2 separate regions of the Homo sapiens genome follow, and region 1 is linked to region 2. Evidence: chromatin contacts called from ENCODE Hi-C or POLR2A ChIA-PET data. All regions are on one chromosome and are shown on one strand. The core of a region is the stretch at or near the end of the contact, and the rest is flanking DNA. Distances in the headings are between cores, read along the strand shown. Region 1 holds the start of ANP32B (acidic nuclear phosphoprotein 32 family member B). Region 2 holds the start of ERCC6L2 (ERCC excision repair 6 like 2).

Evidence for each region. Hi-C counts contacts between places; a loop is a spot of excess contacts on that map. ChIA-PET counts read pairs that join two places held with the same protein, here RNA polymerase II (POLR2A). Pooled maps may share reads with other maps.
Region 1: a map of ascending aorta shows a loop between it and region 2 (7-fold over the local background). The contact joins the promoter of ANP32B here to the promoter of ERCC6L2 in region 2. A Hi-C loop is called at or near these places in 1 of 168 maps with a recorded cell type or tissue (ascending aorta), 1 of 37 single-sample maps with no recorded cell type and 13 of 50 pooled maps. POLR2A ChIA-PET finds 5 or more read pairs at or near these places in 1 of 52 experiments (activated B cell).

What each region holds. Positions count from the first base shown.
Region 1 is chr9:97,982,060-97,985,790 of GRCh38, reverse strand. ANP32B (acidic nuclear phosphoprotein 32 family member B) reads right to left here and starts at 2,450. Exons shown (of 7, transcript NM_006401.3): 1 at 2,182-2,450. The coding sequence starts at 2,235. The region is part of intron 2 of LOC124902226 (a long non-coding RNA gene); the gene reads left to right. LOC124902225 (a long non-coding RNA gene) reads right to left here and starts at 355. Exons shown (of 2, transcript XR_007061685.1): 1 at 270-355. RefSeq lists silencers at 1,121-1,350, 1,381-1,430, 1,441-1,640, 1,711-1,790, 1,981-2,070 and 2 more and an enhancer at 1,698-2,580.
Region 2 is chr9:95,873,593-95,876,958 of GRCh38, reverse strand. It overlaps ERCC6L2 (ERCC excision repair 6 like 2), which reads right to left and starts at 1,268. Exons shown (of 19, transcript NM_020207.7): 1 at 875-1,268. The coding sequence starts at 920. It overlaps ERCC6L2-AS1 (ERCC6L2 antisense RNA 1), which reads left to right and starts at 982. Exons shown (of 3, transcript NR_023390.1): 1 at 982-1,094. RefSeq lists enhancers at 1,058-1,117, 1,178-1,407, 539-1,413, 1,548-1,647, 1,688-1,737 and 1 more.

The DNA.
Region 1 (3,731 bases), core at 1,201-3,700, 2.1 Mb before region 2:
TGTGTTTTTAAAGCAATATTACTTCATATATGAAAACATCCTCTAAGGGGAACAGCAGACCAACTGTGTTTCCCAGAGGGAACACTACTCTTGAGAATTTTAAAAGACCTTTAGTTTGAGCATATCCTAAAGAATTCAAATTCTAGATTTTAACGCATTTCTGAAGACCCACGTGTGTACTTCTCTTGCGGGCACTTTGGCTAATTTTAGCTACTCCATATTCTACGGATTTGCAATTACGCCGCAATGGAAAAGTCTGGAATAAACACCTTCTCAAGCCAAGAAAGCCTCTCAAGTTTTGAGGCGCGAGCTGGGCGATAGGCTAGCACGTGGCGGGCACAAAATGTCTGACGGAAGGTCGGAAGAACGCACGCCCGCGACCCTCCATCTCGCAACCCCCGGAGCGGCCCACCCTCGCGGGCCCTCCGGGAAGGACAGCGCCGTGCGGTGGAGCCCGGCCCGCCCCGCGTTAGTGGTGACCTCAAAGACTAGAGAGCAAGGATTTAAAATGTCGAGCACACCAGGTAAACCCTGGTCGACGAATTCCCACAAGTTCGCGACTTGTTAACCACAGCCACCTGAGGGCACGAAACCTGGCCGCTCGCTTAGCCCAGAGCGGGTCGGGAGGCCCCGCGGGGCCGCCCTCCGCGGGAAAGCCACTGGCCCGCTGGGGCACCCGGCCGCGGCGCTAACTGGCCCGCGCCGGTCCGCGGCGGGGGGGGGGCTCGCGACGGCGGGCAGCCGCGCTAAACCCGGGAGACGAATGGGGCAATTCCCACAGGTCGGACCCACGCCCACGCAGCCGCGCCGCAAGAGGGCCGCCCTCAGGCCCCTACAGCCCGCAAGGCGCGCGGCCGACCGCACCAGGCCGCTCTCAAGCACGTGGGAGGCCAGAGGCCGCCCGGCCCACGAGCCGAGCCGAAGCCCGCCCAAAATCCCGCGCGCCCGGCGCGGGGCGGGGGCGGCCGCCTGCCGTTGCCCTTTTAAGAAGGGGGAGGGGGTCGGCAGCGCGCCCGCGACGGGATGAGTCGGCGGCGGCCGCGGCGCGCGGCTCCCGCCAGTGGGAGCCAAGCCCCGGCGGGGCGGGGGGAAACAGACCGAGGGCTCGGCGCGGGAAGAGGCGGCCGCCAGCCAGCGCCGAGGGCGGGCGGGCAAGGCCAAGCTCGTGGGCCGGCTCACCAGGCGCAGGGAGACGGGCACCCGCCAACATGGCGCTGCGGCGGCCTGTGGCGCGCCCCGGCTGGCGTGAAGAGCCGCCGCCCGCCCACACGGAGGGGCCAGCCTCCCGGGGCAAGGGCAGGGGCCCCGGGCGCCGCCGCCGCGGCACAGGGGGAAGGGCGAGGCCGTCGCCACAACGGTTGGCCTTGGTCGACCCGGGCTGCCCCTGGGAGGCAGGAGTGGGCAAGGCCGAGGGCGAAGAGGGAGCGAGAGAACGGGGGAGAAAGTTTTATTTTTGGGCTTGAAAAATGGCGGGAACCACGTCCTTTTTTCAAACTTGGCCTCGGGAGGGGCGGCGGTTGCGCCACCTCCGCCGCCCTGGCCCGCCCCTCCCCCGCTCCGCGCGCCGGGCCGCGCCCGCCCAGGCCTCCAGGCGCCCGAGGGGGCTTCTCGCTCCCTTCAAAAGAAAAAAGCCCCCTCCTCGCCCCACGACTGCTGACCTCGGCCGGGCCGGCGCCCACGGCGAGCTCCGGCCACAAGAGCCCCCGTCCCGCCCCACCCGCGCCCCTTCCCCGGCCGGCCCGGGGCGCGCGGAGCCCGGCCTGGCCCAGGCGGGGATGGCCGCGCAGCTCCTCGGCAGGCCGGGCCTCCGCCCGGCCGCGCATCCCGGGAGGCTGCAAACATGGCTCCCAGCGTTACACAACCCCCGCCTCCCTCTCTCGCCGCCGGCCACTTGCACACGCGCTCCCTCAGGGGAAAGACCCCGGCGGGCGAAGCGCTCAAAGTTTGCTTTCCCCCACACCGCTGCCTCCCCCCGGCCGCCCCAGGGGCCCGCGGGCGGCAAAGAGTTAATCCTCGCGCGCTCGCTCCCCCCTCCGCGCCCGCCCGCCTTCCCCGTCCGAGCCCACGAGCTGCGCTCTTCCCCGCGCCGGGGCCGGCGAACCCTCAGCCCGGGCCCCGCAGGTGGCCACCATTACATGCAAGTCATCGGGGGAGAGGGCACCCAGAGGGGTCTCTGCTTACAGCTGCCGGGGTCCGGTTCCTCAGCTCCAGGTGGATCCTCCTCTTCATGTCCATGTTCCCCTCTTCCCCCCTCTTCAAACTTAACTTTCCGCGGCGGGGGCGGAGGGGGGAGAGGCGTCCCGGCTTGCGCAGCGAGGGCCGTCGGAAGGGTTTGCTAGCGGCGGAGGCCGGCGGCGCGGTCCTGGGTGGCGGGCGGCGTGCGGGCAGGCGAGCGGAGCCCCCGGAGCCAAGTTACTCACGGGAGCGGAGAGAAACCATGGAGGGAAAAGGGGGCTGGAGCGCAGCGCTGGGCTCACTACCGCCGCCCCCGGCCGCGGCCTGCACTGCGCTTAAACCGGCGACGCGGCGCGGCAGCTGCTCGGCTCCACTCGGCCCCGCGCGGCGCTGCTCGGCTCGGCGGCCGCGGCTGCACCAAGGCGGGGCGGGGAGACTCGCGGCGGGCGGGGCGGAGGCTGGGGAAAGGCGCAGCCCGAATAGAGGAGCGACTTCCTCCCTCTCTCCGATTGCACGTGGGGCGGCTGATGTAAGACCTTTCTCGTGGGTGGGGGGGCTTCCCCGCCCCCCGGCCCCCGCCGCGCTGAGACTCCTTCTACCTCCGGCCCCACGTCGTCGCGCCCGGAGCTGGGCTTGCGGCCCGGGCTGGGAGGTTCGCGGGAAGGGTTGGTGGGAAGCTTTGCAGTCCGGCTGCGGGGGTCCCTAAAACCCAGTCCATCCGGGGAGGCTCACGGGGGCGGCCCGACGCCCGCGGAGGCGCGAGATGTGAAGAAGCCGGGGACAGGCTTTGACGTTCACCTTTTGCCTGCCACACAGTCTGGGGCCAACAGGCCGAACCCCGCTGCCTCCTTGGCAGACTGGCGTCCGTAGTGCCGCCGAGGATCCCCCCCGTCGGGACGGAATCGCGGCCGACCGGCCCTGGCAGGGCAGCTGGGGTCGCTTGCTAAGCCACAGAGCAGCCGAGCATCCCCACCCTGTTCAGGAGAGTCTCCCTCGGTTTTCTAACATTTTAATAGGAGCTAGAGAAGGAAACGATTAGCATTTCTAATAGGGCCTCAGGGTTTCCCCGCAGACTTTTTTTTTTAATCTCATTTATTCCTTAGGGCACCCCTGTGAAGTGTGTAAATTCTTGGTGGTCTAAGTTTCGCTGAAACCTGGCAGGCAGCCTTTGTCATGGTCTGGCCCAAAGGGTCCCAGGGGTTAGAGCACCAGATCGGGATGAGTGTTGTGCTTTGCAGAACACCGGGGAATGACGTTATATTCAGCGTACAATAAGTAAATACATAATGTGTCAAATCAAATACAATCTAAGAAGATCGTACTGACAAGAAGCACCAAAAACTAAGAACAATTTGTTAAAGAAAAACTTGAAATTCTATGTATTAACATGAAGTTTTATGGAAGTTAAGAAAGTGCCCCCTTTCCTATTTTACCTAAGTTTTAGTGGCAAACAACCCAAATTTAGTTGTAAACCAATTATATATCAGCTTTTAAAATACTGAGTGAGTTAACATTTGAAGATGAAAGTTTTAGAAGGAATATGGGAAAAGAAAAAC
Region 2 (3,366 bases), core at 19-2,518:
AAGGAATGAGCCTCCCAGTCACAATATCCACTCGGCAGCTTCATCTATTTTTAGCTGCCAGTCTCCTATAGGTATTTATATGTTTGGTCCCTGAATTACAGCGTCATCAATTCCTAGACCTCAGAATTCAGGCTTGTAACTTGCCCTCTCTGAACTTTAGCTCTGAATTCATCTATTTAATGAGATCGATATCTTCCTCAAAGGAAAGCAAGTAAACAATCAGCATATTGCTGGGCTCAGGAAAATCACTCAATACCTGGTAGCTTTTGTTATACAGCACAATTATTAATGAAAACTACTCATTTGGGTGCCAGAAGGCATCCCAGGTGACTTGTGGTAGATAATCACACCTTCTTTAAACCTCCTATTTAAGGCAGAATATAATGCCCTGACTCAATAGGCAATAAAACTCAACTGAACTAAATATCTCAACCTTCATTTATCTACTTACAACAAACTTCTGCCATTCACTAACAACTGGGGCATACAAGAATAAAGAATGAAAATAACATTTACTGAGTGCTTAATATGGGCCACACGCGGGGTCACATAAATACTTTGCGTATTCCCCACGTCATTTAATAATCGCAAGAACCTAGTAATGAACCCAGTTTTACAGATGAGGAGCCTGCCCAAAGTTGCTCAGCAAGTAACTGTCAGAGGCAGCACTAGATCCCAGGGGCTGACTCCCGAGTCCAGGTTCTCAACACTGAATCGGAGATTTGGTTCCAGGCCTGGAGGGGTTCACAATCTGCAGCTGTCACTGAAGAGGATCTACAGGGCAAAACCCCAACCCGAAGGGCACCGGCAAGAACTGGTCCAACGCGACGCAGTACACAGGCCTCTGCGTAAGGGGCGAGCGCGGAGCTGGTACCTTTGCCTGAGGTTTCCGCGCGGGGCTGTGGCGCCGACGGATCCATCCGGCCAGGGGGAGGGGCCGAGCCCGGCTGCATGTAACACCCGGAAGGCGGCGGAGGACAGCAAGGTGGCTGGCCGGCAGGCCAATGGCGGCCAACGCCACTTCCGGCCGCCCTCCGAGCATCGCTCTTCGGCAACCCGAAGCCACAGGATGGAGGAGGGGGATCCCAGCAAAGGTAGCGACTAAGGGGACCCAAGCAGAACGGGAGGGCGACGTCCGGAGCGGCGGCAGAGCCAGGGGACGCTGTGTGAGGCTGGCAAAGCGGTGTTCACCTAGTTCTCTCGGGCTCCGCCGCCGCCGGAGGAGGACAGGAGGCCGGCAAGGCGACCCCCAAATCTTCCTAGGCTCTGACTTCCGTCTCCTAACCCCCGCAAATTCCAACCCGGTCTTGGAAAATCCCGCGAGAACGGGCTCCCGAATTGTCATTGGGATCTCGCGAGAACGAAATCTTCCTTTCTGTGGGCGGAGCAATCTTCCCGATGTCTCTTCCCTCTGAGGCCAGTAGCAGGAAGGGCCTCGGGAGTTGCGAGTGTCGCGAGGTTTGAGGTCGCTCGGTGGGCCGGGCGCTGTGCGAAGCTAGAAATAACTGGGGGCATGGAGAATGCGGTGGCTGTAAAGGGCCGCTGAGGCGGTGGAGGCCTGGCAGAGAGCGTCCCCGCGGTCGCGGCTTCTGGCTTCTCTGTGGAGCTTGGTTCTTCCGTGGTGGTGCAGCACCCCAGGAACTTCAGGAACCAGTCCTTCCTTGGAGAGCTCCCCGGGACAGCCACGGGGGCCAAGTGAAACTAGCGCGTTTTCTTGGATCCTACACTTTATAGTGAGTCATAAATACTTTAAATACAAAGCCAACAACATTTGCTGCAAATAAACGTAAAAATACTGTTAAAGTGTAAAGTGTTTTCCTCCGTACCATCTGACGTTTCTGGCGGTTCGTTGAACGCGAGAGAACGCTGAGCCGTCTGCACTGAGCCCGGGAGCATCTTCAGGGCAGCGCCGCCCACGCGCGAGGTGAATGAAGGACACGGCCTCTTGACACTCCCAGGCAGCACAGATAGACGGATCCGTAAGTGGCTCCCGCGCATGTTAAAATTTGTATACTGTAAGGTATTTCATGGATTGAGTGAAATACCTGACAGGGCCTGTATCCGTTCCCTATTGCCACAATAACCAAAAACCACAAACTTTGTAGCTTGAAACAGCACAAATTTATCATCTGACAGACAATGCATTTATTATCTCACGGTTCTGTAGATCAGAAGTGCTACCTGGGTGTCACCCGGGCTGCACTCCTTTCTGGTGACTCCACAGGACAATCCTTAGCTTGCCTTTGCCAGCTTCTGTCCACATTCCTTGGCTTTGGTCCCTTCCTCCATCTTCAAAGCCAGTGATATGCCATCTCTCTGAACCTTCCATCCTCAAGTCTACCGCTGATTGCAGCTGGAAAAGATTCTGAGGGCTCACCTGAGTAATCCAGGATCATCTTCCCATTTCCAGGTCTCTGCCCTTGATCACATCAGCAGAATCCTTTTGCCATGTAAGCTAATATATTCACGAATTCCGGAAATTAGGAGATAAACATCTTTGGGGGATCATTATTCTGCCTACAGTAGTGTCTTAAGAAAACAATATGGCTGTTTGCAAATAGATCTCAATTCTATGGCAGATACTAAAAACTAGTAGTATGTGTTCATAAAATGCTTCATTTAAAATATGACTTGTTTGCTTACCAGCAGGCAATAACTTTAAGCCTAAGTGAAACATCTAACTCAGCCATCTATGTGTGAGTTGTTGGCCAGATCACTTCTCCGTGTTTTATTGTACTCACCTATCACCATTACAGTGAAGCTAATAATAGTAAACTACCTAAAAATGGTAATTGTAAAAAATTAGATAATTAAGTAAAACTCCTAAAACAGTAGCTGGTCATAGTAAGGAATATATGTGTTGTTATTACTATTATTATCAATGGAATGCATCCACTTGAAAGTTGCATTCTACATAGCCATTATGTCAGTTTAATATTTTGGCTAATAGGCCGGGCGCGGTTGGCTCATGCCTGTAATCCCAGCACTCTGGGAGGCCAAGGTGAGCGGATCATGAGGTCAAGAGATCAAGACCATCCTGGCCAATATGGTGAAACCCCGTCTCTAATAAAAATACAAAAATTAGCTGGGCGTAGTGGCACATGCCTGTAGTCCCAGCTACTCAGGAGGCTGAGGCAGGAGAATCGCTTGAACCCGGGAGGTCTATAGAGGTTGCAGTGAGCCGAGTTTGCGCCACCGCACTCTAATCTGGCGACACAGCGAAAAACACTACTAATTATAATTGTAATTCTTGATTCTGACATGCACCCTGATATTGGAAATCTTAAAATCTAGAAAAATCTGCTGCTTGTTATTGATGGATTATATCTCTTTTCACATTGTCTCTAAAATCAAAATGGCAAATTG